Regions from separate parts of the Homo sapiens genome. Here region 1 is linked to region 2. A link is a loop called in an ENCODE intact Hi-C map of the cell type or tissue named here. Cell type or tissue: endothelial cell of umbilical vein. All regions are shown on one strand. Each heading gives the region's core, and the rest is flanking DNA. Links, peaks and the distances in the headings are about the cores only. Region 1 overlaps ABLIM3 (actin binding LIM protein family member 3). Region 2 overlaps ABLIM3 (actin binding LIM protein family member 3).

Evidence for each region. Peaks named below come from ENCODE experiments on the same cell type or tissue, not always from the same donor. Only the 100,000 strongest peaks of a DNase experiment are listed, where the experiment ranks them.
Region 1: it touches region 2 in a loop (4-fold over the local background); 74 of 110 quality-filtered maps call a loop at or near these places.

The regions. Positions count from the first base shown.
Region 1 is chr5:149,146,505-149,155,436 of GRCh38, reverse strand. The region is part of intron 2 of ABLIM3 (actin binding LIM protein family member 3); the gene reads right to left. Among named protein-coding and RNA genes, the nearest start is that of ABLIM3, 9.5 kb to the right of the region's middle. RefSeq lists an enhancer at 8,013-8,182. In endothelial cell of umbilical vein, for the core only: a CTCF peak has its summit at 3,446 (motif pointing right); DNase peaks (open chromatin) are centred at 2,906, 3,576 and 4,766; H3K27ac peaks cover 2,368 bases.
Region 2 is chr5:149,208,346-149,217,277 of GRCh38, reverse strand. It overlaps ABLIM3 (actin binding LIM protein family member 3), which reads right to left. Exons shown (of 24, transcript NM_014945.5): 7 at 6,459-6,552; 8 at 232-319. Among named protein-coding and RNA genes, the nearest start is that of AFAP1L1, 59 kb to the left of the region's middle. In endothelial cell of umbilical vein, for the core only: no CTCF peak of the experiment used is centred there; a DNase peak (open chromatin) is centred at 4,867; H3K27ac peaks cover 1,726 bases.

The DNA.
Region 1 (8,932 bases), core at 2,267-4,766, 60 kb after region 2:
TGCTTCTGTCTGCCCCTCCAAGATGCTGGATGGAAGCAGTCTGAGGTCCAGTTCTCTGTCCTGTGCATCATTGATTTCATGGTGCCTAGAATATGGAATGTCACTGTCTCACAGCGTGAAGATTTGTTTCACTGCCCGAGTGAATGAGTGAATAGTGCTGGGGCATCCAACGGGAAGATCAGCCATCCCAATCCATGTTTCCCCTGGAGATCTCCATCACAGTAAAAATACAAAAAGATGGTAAAAAGGAGGAGCAGGGAGGAGGGAAAGGAGGCCTCAGGGTCAGACCAACACAGTTTAAACATCTGCTCCTCTGCTTCCTAGCTCATGTGACTTTATCCAGGCAATTTACCTTTGAATCTCATTTTCCTTTTATGTAAAATGAGGATATTGAAGTATTCCTCATTAAATGAATCCATCCACATATTCACTCAAGGCTCCATCACTTTTCTTAACTTTGTGATTTGGAGCCAAATATCTCTTCTCTGGGCTTCAATTTCCTTCTTTGTAAAATGAGAACAATGTCAGTGTCCTCTTTCTAGGACTCTTGTGAAGCGTAAGTGGGCTCATTCATGTGTCCAAGAAATGCTTTTATAAGTGATCATCACTCTGCATCAAACACCATGTTGAGTGTGCAGGACTCAGCAGTGAACAAAACAGACAGGGTTTGTCACACAATCATCATGTGGCTTATAGTCAAAGGAGGATGAGAGAAAGAAACAAAGAAAATGAGCTAATGAACAAAATAATCACTGACTATGGTAAGCTCTGTGAAGAATAGTGAGAGCAAATATAACATGGGGATATTCCCTAGACACAGAATTCAAGGAAGGCCCATGTAAGATTGTTGTAAGGATTAAATAAAATAATAGATGTAAAACATTTGCACTCAGGCTGCAGTTGGAAAAGAGTCTCTGGATTAGGAGGAGGAGGAGAAAACATTAGTCTGAGTCTAAGGAATTTCTGATGGGGATTGAGCTTCAGTTCCTGAAATGCTGCCTCTCAAGTTCCTTCTCCCTACATGTAACAGGCCCAGGCTCTGTCTCTGCCAGTTGAAAGGGGGATTTATAATCACCTGAGGTTCCTGCACCATATAATGCTAACATCACAGGCAACTCTCTTTCGAGAACAACTCATGCTGACTGTGAAAAATATCTAATTTTATGGTTGCTTTAGACTATCACCAGACGGGCAGGGCTGGGATCCCTGGGCTGTTTCCCCATATCTCAAAACATAGGAATAGACCTTGGGCTGCCCCTGCTGCTGCAAGCTGAGCGTGACTTGCAGCGGGAAGATTGGCACTTGATAGAGTGTGCTTCAGGTGCTTAAAATAGATCAGCTGTGTCATTAGACTATTGCAAAGCAGTTGCTTCATCGGCCCTGCTGGCCTGGTGAGGGCAAGAGTAACAGCCCATGGAGAAAGATCTGTGCTTTGCACAAAATTAAGCAGATGTGAGGACGAAGCTTTGGAAATGATAGAGGCACTAGAGAGTAGCATTCTGCTGCGAGAGAAGGTGGGGCTGTAGCACAGGCACACAAACAGCCACCACAGCCCCTGGGAACAGCAGGGCGGCATGTGGAGCCTGTATGTTCTCCTTGTCTGTCTGGTGACACCCTTAGAAAAAAGGCCTAAGAGATGTTTAGGGAGCCAGGTGAAACCTAATCTGAAATCACTGAGGGACCATCCATACTCTCAGGCAGACACAAAACCAACATGTGGAGCTGCCTGGCGTCTTCCTACTGTTCCTTCAACATCCTCTCCCCAGCATGTTTCAAGTCCTTCCACTGTTCCGGTCACTCATTTCTGGGAATATACGGGCTGATCACTGTCTTCCCTGAATATAATGTTTCAAACAGAGCCTGATCAGGGTCTGCAGAGTGGGACTCTCACCTCCTGTCCATATGGCCTGAAATCACATTTTTTCCTGTAGGCCGTACTGCTCAGTTGCCTCTTTCTGAACTTGAGACCAACTCCTGCTCCCCTAACCTCTTCCTCCAATGGCTGCCATGCCTGGTGTAGGAGACATTAGGGAGTGATGGTCATTGAGGAGGGGAAGAGTTCAAGTCATGTTTGGGAGGTAGAAATGACCAGATGTGGTGACAGATGGAACACAGGAGAGTGGAGGAAAGGGAAGTGTCTCAGAAGACTGCTTTCTAATCACTGACTTATGACTGGGTAGATAGAGGTTCTATAGATCAACCAGGACTGTAAGAGCTAAGGTAGGCTTTTTGCTTTTGTTTTCTTAAGAGAGTAAATTTATTAAATTTTGAAGTGCCTTGGGAATATTCTAGTAGCCATCTTAGCAGATGATCAGAAAGATGACCCTAGAGCTTAGGAAAGAGATCTTTATCTATCTTTATCCTGGGGCTTATTAGAGAGAGTGGGCTTTTCATGAATGCGTTAACTCATCAATTATCTTTTGAGTACCTACTATGTGCCAGACACTGTGCTTTGCTTTCTGTGAATTATTTGCTACCTTGATTTCTTCCTGAGGAATAAGGAAGAATCTGCCCTAAACAGAAGAAATTATGTTGGCATGATCTACTTTCTCAAGCAGGAGGACTCTATAATGACAGAGGAAAGGTTGTGAGTAGCCACATGCAATCATTGTTGTGGCCTTTCAGCAGTCATCCCTTAGCTGGGTGGGTAATCAAACTCACCCAACCCATACAGAGCTCATGCTGTTGACTAGATGTTCTCAACTGGACCAGGCATGTCCCGTATGTCAGAACATTCTCTGGAACAGTTCAGCCTCCTCAGACGCCCTCTTTTGGGCTAGAAAAGGTACCCAGATCTGGGATCAGTTATCCAGAATTGCCCTCCTTTGTTCTGTGTCCTACTCTCTTTTACTAGGTTCTCTGAAAACAAAACTGACCTCCAGGAGGTCAGGGCAGGATATTGTTTGCCCTGTTATTTGCCTAACTGTATCCAACAGGATATGACATCACCCTTCTGGGAATGGGTCAGTTGGGGGAATAAGGACATGTGGCAGGGTTTTGCTCACTTCATGAGGACATTAATATCATGGCAATGTTAATCAATTGCTAACTTCAGACAGGATTTTCTCCCATAATCATTAACAGATGTGCTGCAGCTTCCACATCTCTGTGTGAAGAATCACTTCTACATATTTGATGTTTTATGGATCATCTACTGGACTGCAGTGGCAAGGTGACATAAAAATATTAAGCTGTCACTGTGTAATTTAATAGGAAGTGATAATTGTGGCAAGCCAGAAACTAAGTATATACCCCATCCAAAGCAGGCAATCCTATTGATTGCTGTTAGGAAGAAAAATTGGGTCAGGGCTGCAAAATCCTCCGACTTCATTTTGTTTTTAAGAGAGCCAGAAATCCCACTTCTGATTTCCCAATTTCCCATTGTTGGCAAATAATTCAAATTCACTAAAAACCTGGTGTAGGGCAAATAAGACGTGTCCCTTTACATTGGCCACCAGGAGGCACATTTTGCCCAGCTGTGTGACCCATGATTTTAAAGGCCACATTGGTTCTATTTACTGTTGTATCTCCAGCATTATGCTTAGTGCAGAGCTGGTGTCCAGTAAATACCTGATGAATAAACAAATGAACAATCCAATTCTTATTCCCTGTGTTGGACAGGCCCAGGAACTAGGAAGATTGGAAACGAATGTCATGACTAACTTCCCTTACACTATTGAAACACCACAGTTGTAAGAAATGACCAGGTGGGGTGGAAAGTGTGGCAAACAGACTGGCTGTGGACATACTAAATTACTGGGGTCTTCCCATGTGGGGACCTCCTATGTAAGAGCACTTCCCTTCAGATTCTTAGGAAGAGAGGGTCTACCTCCATGGGTCAGGGATAGCAAAATGAGGGTTTAAACATCAAGACTAGATAGATAAACTTAGTGACTTGCATTTAGTAACCAACTGTTAGCATCTCACGCTAGTGTGGACAGTGGCTGACATTCAGGGGAAACCAAAACACAAGAAAATCTCCTTGAGGAGTCATTTCCTTAACAAACACTCTATTATGGATTGAATTGTGTCCCCACAAACTCATATTTGAGGCCCTACCCCTCAGTACCTCAGAATATAACCGTATTTGGCAATAGAGTCTTTACAGGGATAAACAAGTTAAAATGAAATCATTAGATGGGTCCTAATCCAATGTGACGGGTGTCCCTGTGGAAGGGGGAATCTGGACACAGAGAAACACATGGATAAAGGTGATGTGAAAAGACTCAGGGAGAAAGGCAGCCATCTCCAAGCAAAGGAGAGGCCTCGAGTAGACATTTGTCTCGCAGCTTTCAGAAGGAACCCTGCTAACACCTTCGTTTTGGACTTTTAGCCACCAGAGCTATAAAACAATACATTTCTGTTGTTTAAACCACCCGGTTTGTAGCACTTTGGTGCAGTAGCCCTAGCAAACTAATATATACTATTTATTTCAGAAACCTTTGTTATGTGCCATGCACTGTTTTAAGGAATTCACAACTAACTTATTTATTCTTTATATCTCTTCTCTGACAGAGGCACTATTATTTGCCTCCTTGTAATTATCATTAGAGATGAGGAAGTGAGGCACAGAGAAGGTAAGTGACTTGCCTAAGGATACACAGAAAGTACAAGCAGGGCTAGAATTTGAGTCCAGCAACCTAACTTCAGTCTGTGCCCTTAAGAACTGCAAAGGAAGAATTTATCTGGCAAAATACCCAGAAAGTCGAAGGTGTTCAGATACTTCTGGTTGTTTTCTGTACTTTTACAATGGTTTCTGCCTAAAGTTGGGTAATAGCCAGTTGTTGACCGTTCACCACAGCAGATGCTATCTCAGCAAGATAAAGCTTTTGCCAGATAGGAAAGCTGGAGTTCAGAATTGATATCACTTCCTTTACGCAATCCAAGTGCTCTTGAAATCACGTTGTGATTTTTCTGAGATGTGTTATAGTCATTTTGGGTGATTTTAAAATTGTTCCTTACGTTATTCCTCTAACCCCTTCTTAGCCTCAGGTAATCATCTGTCAACAACTGCTTCATTCATTTGGGAAGTACTGTTTTAAAACAATCTCTATCCTTGTGGAGTAAATAATCACTTCTACTTTATCTGTTTTGCAGATGTAGAATTTCTAGAGAGGGCATCCTACTGCGTTCTTGTGTGTCAGGATCCTGTCTTCAGGGATCCTTAGATTTCTTGATCTGGGCAATGGCATTAGCAGAGGAAGGTCATCATGCCCCGTGTGCTGGGTGTCTTCTATTCTGAACTCCCTCACCTCTCCAGATCCGTTCTGCCTGCTTCCCTACTCTGGACTGTGCCCTGGGAAGCTGCTGACCATTATGAACCTATCAAATGCCTTCCTTGCCCTCTGGCTCCTGATTGGATTTGACCAATGGGAGGTACCCATAGGAGATCTGAGGGAGAGAGAAGAGGAGGATCAGGATATTTATCCTCCTAGTTCTTTCCTTGGAACTAGGCTGGCTGCCTTCCTGGGGCCACAGCCACAGTTCCTGTCAGGCAGCCTTCACCCCATAGCCAGCTGGGTCTCTGGGTCCAGCTAGGGGCAGTTGTGGTAGCAGTGGGTCATGAGCCACAGTTACTAGGCTCCTGGTACTGGGTCATGCTTGCTTCTCTTTGTTTGTTTCTTAATGTCCTTCTCACACACTTGTGAAGAGTCCTTCCATTTAACTCCTCTCAAACTGCCAATCTGTTCTCTGCCAAGACCCTACCTAATAGAATCCTCCTTTTCCTCTTTGCCTTATAAAACAATCAGTGGCTAGGCCATGCAGTCTTTATTTTCTAAAAGATTTTTCCCCTTATTTCTAGTTTTATAACCATCCAAATTTTGGCCCGAGACGTTTTCTGAACTAGGACAATTGGGATCCTAACTTCCTGTCTTCCCTTTTTCAACCCATGCCATATACAATGCCAGGTTAATAAGCTTCCTGTAGGCTTCCCGGGAGCTATGAGTTTCCTATGTAGAAAATCCATCACCTACTGTAATACCAGAAGAACAGACTAATTTTTAATCAGAGGATTTAGTTTTAATGACACCATCTTTCCAGAACTTTGCTTTACTCAACAGTCAACTCAACTTCAGACTCAACTCCATTCACTGAGACCCAATGCCTGTGAGTTTCTAATGTTATTTCGCTGAATCCTTAGAAGAACCCTGCACCTTGGCATTTATTGCTCATATTTTATACATGGTAAAATTTAGCTCAGAGACATGATCTATTCTGTCCAAGACCACAGAGAGAGTACATGATAGATCTTGAGTTTGAACTCGAGAATCCATACCCCAAAGCTCAGGTTCTTGCTGTCCCAGCATGGTCTCTACTTATCCCATGACATCTTTGTGGGAGTTATTTGACCCTTCAATACTCTCTTCAACAGAACAAAGTCTACTCTAAAAAAGTAATTTGTTAGCATACAAATCCATGGTAAAGACCAACAAAGGGGCTAGAGGCAGGAGGAAGCCTATAAAATGAGTAGGAGCAGTATGTGGTACCATTGATCTTGGTGCACTTGATGCTCTGGAGGGTGAGGAGGCCAGCCTTGGTGAAGTGTGAAGTGTGGGGCTGGGCAGAGGGGCTGGTGCTAGTGGGGAAAGGGCTTTCTCGGCAGAAGGAACCATGCATGTAAAGTCAGCAGGAGCAAACCCTTAGAGGGAATGGGAGAAGGCACATGTGACAAGGACACTGAGAACTGTGCACTGTAGACAAGATGGGGCTGGTCAGCAAGGCCAGGAGCAGGCCACATCGGGCCTTACAGGCTTGCTGAGGAGTTTCCTTTCTCACCCTGGGAGCATGGGAGCCTCACTTTAAGCAGAGTGTGATACAGAGTAGGGATGCGGCCGATCGCTGAAGGGGGCTGGCATGGATGAAAGGAGGCCAGTTAGAGGCTGCCTCAGTAGGTCAGGAGACAAATGAGAGATCCTTGGAATAGGTTGAGAGTTCATGAGAGAAAGAAAGGCTGGATGTTGGATCTACCCTACAGAAGACAAAGTGGCAATGATTGGCCAGTTTCCCTCCTTTCCTCTGAAGTCCTTCAGCGAAGCGAGTGTACTGACTCAGTATGAGCCCAGGCCTTTCCAAGCCTGGGGTGTCCTGCTCACATGTTTGGTGTCTATTTTCTCCTGAATAAGGACCAGACCCCACCTGCTGTGCTCTACCTAGGTCTGCCCACCACCTCACTCCAGCATCTCCAAAATTACCCCTTTCTTAATATTCAGCTAGATTTCAGAAGAAAGGATTCTAATGAAACTAAAATTCACTCTGAAGAGCCACTGACTAAGCATGCTCTTGTTTTTGTAATCTAAGCATTTTTTTATTAGTAAAAACAATTTACAAATGTTTATAAAACATCTCCTCATAATCCCATTTAATCCTTAAAAAATCACACTTCAGGTGTGCTTCTCAATTCATGAGAAGGATGTGACTGAAGTCTGAGAGGTTGCGTGACCTGCTTGCTAGTGTCATAAAATCCACAATGACAGCCACAATGATGCCCACAGTGATCATGACAGTGTGACCACCCATCACTGACATGATGCCAGCTGTGCCCACAGCCAAGGTACCACACTCTGCATACTACACTAAACATTAACATTTGGTTTCCATTCCCAGCTGAGGTATGCCTCATCATTTTCATTTTTTGCTCATGAGACAACCATACTGAAGACCACACATCTAACACATAAAAAAATGAGAACTGGAACCTGGAACAGTCTGATTCCAGGGCCTGCACTCTATCAACTCTTATCACTGCTCAAAGACCACAGCCCTGTGCTCCTCTTCTCCAGATAAAGTGATTAGGAATTTCTTATACAGATGACCCTTGAACAACATAGGTTTGAATAGTGTAGGTCCACTTACACAGATCTTTTTCAACTAAAGGCAGATTGAAAATACAGTATTTACACAAAATGAAAAAAGAAAATGACAGGCTAATATTCCTGATGAACATAGATGCAAAAATCCTCAACAGAATACTACCAAATCAAATCCAGCAGAACACCAAGAAGTTAATTCACCATATCAAGTAGGGTTTATTCTCAGGATGCAAGGTTGGTTCAATATACACAAATCAATAAATTGATTCGCCACATAAACGGAATGAAAAACAAAAAAATATGATTATCTCAAAAGATATGGAAAAAGCTTTTGCTAAAATCCAACACCCCTTCATGATAAAAACTATGACTTCAGTGAAGTCTCAGGATACAAAATTAATGTACAAAAATTAGTAGCATTTCTATACACCTATAACACTGAAGCTGAGAGCCAAATCAAGAACATAATCCCATTTACAAGAGACATGCACACACACACACACACACACACATACACAGAGAGCGAGCAAGCGAGCGAGAGAGAGAGAGAGAGAGAAAGAGAGAGAGAAACCCTAGGAATATATGTAACCAAGGAGGTGAAAGATCTCTTCGAGGAGAACTACAAAACACCACTGAAATAAATCAGAGATGACACAAACAAATGAAAAAACATTCCATGCTCATGGATTGGAAGAATCAATATCATTAAAACAGCCATACTGCCCAAAGCAATTTATAGATTCAATGCTATTCCTATCAAACTAGCAACATCATTTTTTACAGAATTAGAAAAACAATTCTAAAATTCATGTGAACTCATAAAAGCGCCCAAATTATCAAAACAATCCTAAGCAAAAAGAACAAAGCTGGAGGCATCACATTACCTGACTTCAAACTATATTATAAGGCTACAGTAACCAAAACAGCATGGTACTGCTACAAAAACAGACATATAGACCAATGGAACAGAATAGAGAACCCAGAAATAAAGCCACATACCTACAGCCATCTGATCTTTGACAAAGCTGACAAAATTAAGCAATGGAGTAAAGACTCCCTATTCAATAAATGGTGCTGGGACAGTTGGCTAACCACATGCAGAAAAATGAAACTGGACCCTT
Region 2 (8,932 bases), core at 3,752-6,251:
GGGTGGAGGTGCACAGAGACGGAAGGCAGATTACATGTCACTTCATATTAGCCACACCGGCAACCTTCCCAATCCACCCAGAGAGGGGCCAATTAATTGCAATTCTGAGGACAAGGCAAAAGCCAAGATAACACTGAACCTGAAGCCAAGATAACACTGAACCTGAAGATCGCATCTCCTTTCCAGTCATGAGCAGGTCGGAAGGCCTTACAGAGGGTCAGATTTACTTACCTGTGAGGTACATTTCCTCTCCTTCGGTGAACATCTGGTGGCAGCGTACACACCTGGCACAGGTTGGGTGGTAGTGCTTCCCTCCTGCCTATGGAAATGAAAAGATGAAACAGGAGGTCAGAGCCAGGGCTGCTGTCTAGTGGGGCAGATTGGGTTTGAATCTTTCCTGGGTACATTAGTGTTGTTTGCATCTTCATGGCCCTAAAGTTGGTTGGAGCTACCCAAGGGAGTCCACAACCATCTAAAAGACCAGCCGGGAAGCTTCGTGATTCACTCCATGGATCCCTGATGGCAGTTCAGGGGACTTCCCTGAATACCTGCTCTTCTATTCTGACACTGGGAAGGACACTTGAGAGGCCACTGGTCCAACTTCCTCATTTCCAGAGGAGGAAACAGGCTTGCTTTGAGGACATCCCAGCATTTCCCCAAGTGAGAGGCCCTTACCACTAATGTTACATGAAATGATTTTAAGTGGTACATGAACTTGGGATTTAATAACATTGGACCAATGGAAAAAAAAAAAAGATCTTTTCAGTCCTCTATACATTCTTCTGATTTTGTCAAGGACGAAGTACCAGTTCGGTGCTTATGTGTCTTTAACATCTATCCAAAACCTACAAATCTGCCTTTTAAAGAATGAGAACAGGTGTGAGGCTTGGAACCTCCACATGCAATAGAATCTAGCTAGAACTCTATTTATTTTCAGGTTACATGCAATATGGCAAGTGATACTGCTTTCCTGTTATGTCGTATATAAGTTTCCTTACATATAAGGGAGCCAACCTCAAGACACTTAAAGTATTATGGAAGAATCAGCTCACGAGGTTCACAGACATGGCAAAAATTGTGAGACTGGCACACAAAGGACAGATTTTTAGGGCTCAGTGGGTGATTTAGGACCCACTGTAGAGCCCCAGATCCCCAGGCCAGTCCTGTGACTATTTTGCCCTGGTGTGTCCAGCCCTACCGCAGCTCACCCCAGTGTGACTTTGGTGAGTGCCTTCCCTATTTTCACTTTCCTTCCCCATCACTATTTAAATTAAAAATGAAAATAATTTGCAGCTGCAAAGACTTCCATGGGGGGAAGAAACAGCCCCTGAGAAGGTTGTGCCTCAAGGGTTCACTGCAAGCCAGCAGCAGTGTTGGGTCCGGATGTGTGTGAGTCAGTCACCAGCTCAGCACTTGCTTCTGGAGTCACAATTCTAACACCAAAATCCCAGCCAAGAGGGCTTGTAAAAGGGAACTTCAGCGGCGGCTCCAGCATTTGTATATGCAGGAGCTTGGTGCAGCAATTGGGTTGGCAGGTGGGCCTTGTTTGAAGAAATATTTTGCAACGTCAGGGCAGGGTTTTCTTTGGGGGAGGGTAATGCCCAGGGGAAACTGATGGATGTTAGGGGTTCTTAAAGGTCCCTGTCCAAGCCATCACTTGATCTGATGCTAATGGGTTCCTTCCAATTCAAAAATTATAATTGCATAATAAGAAGACCTATTTCCAAACTTAGTTTTTTTTTTCTTTTTTTTTTTATGTGGGGGGAGTGGAAGATTGTTGGGATGGGCTTGCCTATTCTGGAGATATTATCTCTATTCTAAAAACTTAGCAAGAATGTGGGAAAGGCAGATTTTTACAAAAAGAAAAAAATCTCCAATATTCCTTTTTCCCCCCGTTTGTTTATATGGCCTCGCACCAATGAGACAGTGTCCTTGTCATCATCAAAGCGAATATGTTCAAACTTTGGAAGGAGCCTGCTATTTTCCTAAGCTGGAATGTGTGGGACTGATTCCCTTGTACCATGACAAGGATAATCAGTTTAATTAGCAGCCTCTTCCTACTCTGTGTCTCTTTATCATTTTGATTATAGACCTGTTTTCCAGTGTGGCAACAGTGCCTTGGCAAAACTGAAGCCTAGCATTTTCCTAAATGTCATGCCCCACTACCTCACCCCAGCTGAAAGAGGCTTTGTGCCCATCTCAGCAGCCCCAGTCTTGGATGGTGTTGAAAACAGTTTGAGCAAAGGGAGGTAGGGCAGCCTGCACCCAGAGTAAGGAAAAGCCACGTCAGCTAGCTGAGATGAACCATTTTGTCTATTAACGAACTGAAATCAGGAAAATAGTAAAGAAAAATGGCAAAAAATTGGTACCCTCAAAACAGAGCCCTATTTGAGAGGACCGAAAACAGCAAACCAGGTTCAAAAATGTAGCAACAAGCAAACCAGGTTGTGGTCCTTTTTGGTGAGGAAACAGACAGGGATGGAAGGAGTGACACTGACAGCCATTGAGCTCTGTCACTGAGGAAGGGACCATGGGGTGGCCTAGGGAGGAAATGGGAAGGGACAGGATGAGAAGAGAAGGAGAAACAACTTAATTGAATGCCTGCAGTGTGCCAGACGATGTGCTTGGGCGACTGTTGTTCCTGCATGGCCATCATTCTTTCCTCCTTCTTCCAGAAACAGTCCCAAGCCTTTCCTTGGTGGGGCTACCTCTTCTCCATATCAGTCCACAGGGTTAAGTAGTGCTGACCCCACCAATGAGCATATTCCAACTTTGTGGGCACAATTAGTGGCCCAGGGATGGGCCTGAGATTGTCCAATGAGAGTCAGTCCCAGAATGCTTGCTGAGCTATTAGAAAAGAGAAGTTCTTTTTTCCACCGGGCGTGCCGGCTGATAGAATCTAAGCCTGGGGCAACTGGTGTCCAACTTTCCCATCACCAAGAACGCCCTCCTGAGAATAAACTTAACTTGGAAGAAAGTAAGCCAAGATGGCTGGGGATTCTAAATGATTTCGCTTAAGCACTGGATCCAGCTCCTGGGCTTTTTGTTATAGGAGCTGAGAAACTTCCTCTCTGTTGCAGCCCAAAAAGTCTTGACTAACGTGTTCATTAGGAATTAAATGACAGTAGTATTGTCTGTTGATAGATACAGACTAAGAGGACATATCTTGCTTAAGGCTTCAGGGCTAGAAGTGGTAAAATCTGAATCCAAGTCTGTTTTACTGCAGCCATGTCTATTTCCTGACATCATGCTACCTCAAAGACCCCCAAGTGGCTGAGAGCTGTGGGTATCGGTAGATACAGCAGCCTGGAGTCCTAGATTTTAGCTCTGTCTCTACCAGAAATGCTGCTTGTGACCTTGGAAAAACACTGCATGTCTTGGTCTCACTTTTCTCATCTGTAAAATGAAGAGGTTGAACTAGTTGATTGCTAAAAGTCTCTTCCAGCTCTAAGAAAAAAAAAAAATCAATAAGTCGAAGATGCTAATGGAGCCTTGTAGAAATGGGATCAATCGAAACTCAGTCACAACAGCTGCCTGGGAGGAACAGTCTACCGCAATGCTAAACAACGGTAACTCTCGGGGAAACGGCAGCTGCCACCAACAGGATTTCAAAGCAGCTTGGAAATGCTGAACAAATTTCCATCTGTGGCCCTGTCTGTAATCTAAGTTCTTTCTTTCTGGAAAGAAAAGTTTCCTTTTGTAATATCTCCCACCGCATTGACCCTTCAACCTACTACACTCTGGATGCCTCTTCCCCACAGTTCTGCAAAGCCAACAAACGACTCTTCTGAAGGTGACCTTTCCCACATCCAACAGCTTTTCCGCAGCCCACGCAGTCCTTCACTGCTCTACAGAGTTTGACCAACACTCTGACCTCACCATGTTTTCTGAAGCTCTGTCCTTTCACTGAATGCCCGATTCTCTTCCCATATCTTCCTCTGCTACCTCCTCAGTCTCTTTCTGAGTCGCTTTCACTGTGAGCAGCTGCTCGCCAAGGTTGGTGTCAGCCTCCTTCCTTGCTCTCTTTCCTCTGTCTTGGAAATCCTGAGGACTCTGGTGGTGCTATTATTCAAAGCCTCACGTTTTTAAGATTGGCTCCTCCAGGCCTGAGCTTTGTTCCTGAGCTCTGATCCATATTTCTTTTCTTTTCTCATTTTTCTTGCCTCGGACAGGATCTTGCTCTGTTGTCCAGGCGGGAGTGTAGTGGTGCAATCTCAACTTATTGCAACCTCCACCTCTCAGGCTCAAGTGATCCTCCGGAATGGCTAGGACTACAAGCGTGCACCACCATGCCTGGCTAGTTTTGTTTATTTTTTATAGAGATGAAGTCTCACTGTGTTGCCTAGGCTGATCTTGAACTCCTGGACTCAAGTGATCACCCTGTGTTGGCATCCCAAAGTGCTGGGATTACAGGTGTGAGCCACCACTCCCAGCCTCTGATCCGTATTTCTGACTGCCTTCTGGAAACACTCCTGGGATTTCAATCACAACTCATCCTAAATGGTACTCGCCATGTTTCTGCCAGATCAGCTTTTTCCCCTGTCATCCCCAGTTCTGCCAATGACACCAGGCTTCCTATCCCTCAGAAATAGATAATTCTTTGGTGCAACTTTTAGCTGCTTCTCCTTCAATCCCCATGTCCACAAGCTGCCCCTCAGTTGCAGAGTGATTGGAATTCTACTTCCATAGGGCTGGGCACAAGGGTGGCTTCCCTCTCCATTGCTACTGTACCTCTTGAGTCCTTCCTGCCTGGGTCACGCAGGGGCCTCCTCACTCATCCCTTCCAGCTTCCTTCCTTCAAATGTAGCCTGTGTACATTATCACGTCATCCTCCCAGAAGCCCAGCTCTAACCAGGACGTTCCTTCCCAGTCTCTCCACAATGCTCCCTTGCCCAGTGAGTCACATGCAAACTCCACCCTGGTATCCCAGGCCCTCAGAAACCCACCCCCAACAACCCTTCCTGGACTCATGCCTTGTCCTCTGCATCGCACTCCTTACAGCTCTCGAGATGCTTAAATGTTTCCCAGCTCTGCTCATTTGTTTATATCTCATTGTCTCTGACTCTCTCTGAAAATTCTCCACACAGTAACCACAGAAATCTTTTTAAAAACATGATCTTATCATGTTAGTCCTTGGCTTAAAACTCTCCAATGGCTTTCCATTGCACTGAGTATAAAACCCAAACTTCTAAACATGGTCTACAAAGTCCTACATGGTATGCCATATATGATATACTCTTATATTTCATCCTCCCCTACCCTCAATTTATAGAATTCAGCCACATTGGCAGACTGGGTCAGCTATTGTGAGCAGAATCATTAATTCAGCCAAATCTGGCCACTTGGTTGTGGTTACCATGAGTGCTTGTGTTGAGAAAAATTCTGCAGCCACAATTCTGTGTGGGTTCTCTGTTCTTTGAATGGGTCAAGCTCATTCTTCCTCTATCTTTTCCCACCTCAGGGCCCTTCAGGGATAGTTCTTTCATCCTCAGGGCTCTGCTTCAATGCATGTCCTCAGAGAGTTCCTTCCTGGTTGCTACATCCCCTCCTGCTGAGTCTACATGTGGCTGCAGACTTGTTCTCAACAAAGCACTCATGGTAACCACAACCAACTGGCCAGATTTGGCAGAATTAATGATTCTGCTGACAATACCTGATCCAATCTGATCCTCTAGCTATTGTCATATGGAAAAACTGAGGCCTAGAAAAGCAAAGATACTTACTCAAAATCTGAGCAGGAGTAGAGTCAATACTAGAACTCAATTATTCCTGTTAGGCTATTATTTTTCCTTTCCACTGAGCCCTTCCCTGTTTCTAATTCATCAAGGTGGGTGGTCCCAAAGTATAGGAAGATAGCTTCCAGGCCCACAGGGTATAGGAAGAAAGGCCGGAAAGACCAGTGCACAGGGGCTCAGCAAGGCCTCAGCAAGGGTTTTGCAGGTTGTCTGTCACTGCAGAAGGAGTCATACATCAAAGGCTGGGGAGAGGCGTTGCCATGGTGATGGACCCACCAAAGAAGGGCTTAGGGAGCAAGCTGCTAGACAAGCTGGCTCTTAAATCAGCACATTACCAAATACTAAAACAAACAAACAAACAAAATAAATAATTAAATAAATAAATAAATAAATAAATAAAAAAGACTTCCTTTCTCCGGCAGGGCTGGGAGGAAAATCCTAATGTCACTCTTTAGAAATCTGTCTGGGTCCGAATCAAAGATACAACTGATTTTCCCAGCACAGCATTTTTTGAACCAGGAAGAATTTTGTCTACCTTCTCATTTTGGGGTTTCCCAGAGATCTCAGCAAGGTTATCTGCTCAAGGTCATGTAGCAAGCAAAGGTGGAGGAGGTAAAGGCTATGGAAAAAAAGGTATGGGATGACTTTCTCCTTCTTCTGTGATGACTTTTTGGAGGCACAGATCACCCTGCCACATCTTCACGGTTACTTATACCCACTCACCTCCAAGACTCTGCCACTGATGTATCGGTCACAAGTCTCACATTTAATGCCAAACTGGGCATGGTAGTCGGACTCACAGTATGGAACACCATCCCTGCAAGAAGAAGTTCACATAGGATGAGGAAGTTAGGGAGGATCAGTGAGGGTGCACATGGCATTTAGATTCTGGACCTGCAGCCTATGTTGACTGAGCCAAAGTTCGATACTTCTCCTTTAATAAACAATTTCATCTGTATGAAAGAATCATCTGACTGTGCTCCCAGATCAGTAGATGACAGGAAGCCTCCTGGGACCACCTCCTGTGTGCTCCATTTTTTACCCAATGTTTATCACTTGGCGGACAGTGATAAGATTGTTATCCCTTATTCTTATACCACCCCCTATGACTAATAGCCACTAACATTTGTTGCTGGTGTGCGCCGGGCTCTTTGATGGTGTTTGATGGCAACCCTATGAGTCAGAATTATTAGTATCCCCATTGTGTAGGTGAGAAAACCTAAGCATAGCACACTTTAGTAACTTGTCCCAGGCCACCCAGGATGACCTAGAGCTGGAATTCAAACCCAGGTTGTCTGGTTTCTCACCCAGGTTGTCATGAGGATTAAAGGAGATGGGTCCAGTGTACCCTAGGGCTCAGGACAGTGCCTAGCCATACTGAGTACTCAGCAAATGGCAGCTGGAGGAATGGCCATGATTGCTGAGAGGAGTCTTTGAGGAGGACATTTGGTTCTCAGTTCTCTAGGACTGAGGTAGAGATAGTTGGGGGCATCGGAGAGCTTAGCTTTGCTTCGGGCTCTGCCTCGCTCTAATGACCAAGTCTGAACTCTGAGGAGAAACATTTCTTTCACTTTTGGGTGTAAGAGAACTTGGCTCAGACACTGAGAGACCTAAAGGAGAGGCACATCACTTTTCCATCTCGAAGCTGTTGCCCTGATGAGGTTGCTGGGGGCCCACCCTGGGCAGCATTTTCCTGGAGAAGCAGCAGTGAGGACCAAGGTCTGAAGATGTCCGACCAAGGTCTGGAGGTGTGACTGTGCCCACAAGGCAAGGACTTGTTTGTGAGCCCCTGAGACACACCTCCCCCAACCCTTTCAACTCCTCCCTCCTCCCCCGCTCAATCAGGTTCTCACTCTGTGGGTGCGGGAGGGTAGCTCTGCAGGGAGAAAAAGTCATTTGTCAGAAGGTGGATGTGATGAGCCAACAAGATTTGAGTATAAATGCCAACACAATCTCTTTTGGATCCATCCTTCTCTTGGGGAATTAGCGGTACACAATTCTAAAAGAGGATGGTAAAATGAGTATTTACTGGGCAGTTATTGGGTGCTAAGCACAGATCTCTGAGCCCTTACACAACCCTACAGGTAGATCATCTTCTCTCCATTTTTATAAATGAGGAAACTGAGACTCTGAGCAGTGGAGTCCCTTGCCAAGGTCACATAGGCTGCGCTTCTATCCTGGGCATCTGATGCCTGAGCCAGTGCCTCTGAGCCCCTGCCACTCTGCCAGCAGCCAGGTAAGGGGCCCAGAGCTATGCTGCAGAGGTACCAGGTGTGGTGGGCAATCTGGGCTGGGCCTCCTTGAGAGGAGCTCTGAACAATCCCTTAAGTCCCTAGAGAACTCTGATTTAGGCTTCCAGACTCAAGCACTCCTGGCTGGCAATGTACTAAGGGCACTCCTTGCTTGGTGGGCATAGAGGGGAATGCCAAACTCCTGCTAGCATGGCATCGAGAGCTCTCGGTGATGTGACCTCAGCTCACCTATGCAGCCCAGGATCTGGCTTCACCTGGGCACATGTTTGAGCTCCTATACAGGATGGAGATGTCCAACACTCCCCTACTGCCCTGGCCTTGCCCAGGCTGGCCATTCTGCCTAGAAGCTCTTCTTCTTTGCATTTTTGAATCTTACCCCCACCTTCCATGGAACTCTCAGAGATTCAAGATTCTACTTCATGCTAGTTAGCAGTCATCCTTTTTTTCTCTGAATATTCACAGCCCTTTATTTGTTATCTTGGACACAGGCAGGTGTTGTTTGGCCAGCATCCATTTCCCCTTCTGCTGATAATAGTACCTCGCCTGGATTTCCCTTTGGAAGCCACCCCTTCCCAGTTGAGGTCCCTGTGGGTCACAAGAGGCTGCTCTCTGGCTCTAGGGTTCAGATCCTCTGGGCCAGTGATTGGTCAGGAATGGGCATGTGGCCTAACAGTGGCCAAATCAGAGGCAGACCTGGGACTTTTGCTGGAGTTCCTGGGAAAGAGGCCTCTTTTTCTGCTAGGCTTGGTATGGAAGCCTGGAGTGTTGGCAATCTTCTTTGCTAGCACTTGGGGAGGGCCAGATTGAGAACTAATCCACCATGAAGACAGCAGAGAAAGACAGGGACAGAGACAGAGAGAGACAGAGAGAGAGAAAGAGAGACAGAGAGAGAGAAAGAGAAATTGAGAGAGAGAGAGAGAGAGAGAGAGAGAGAGAGAGACAAAA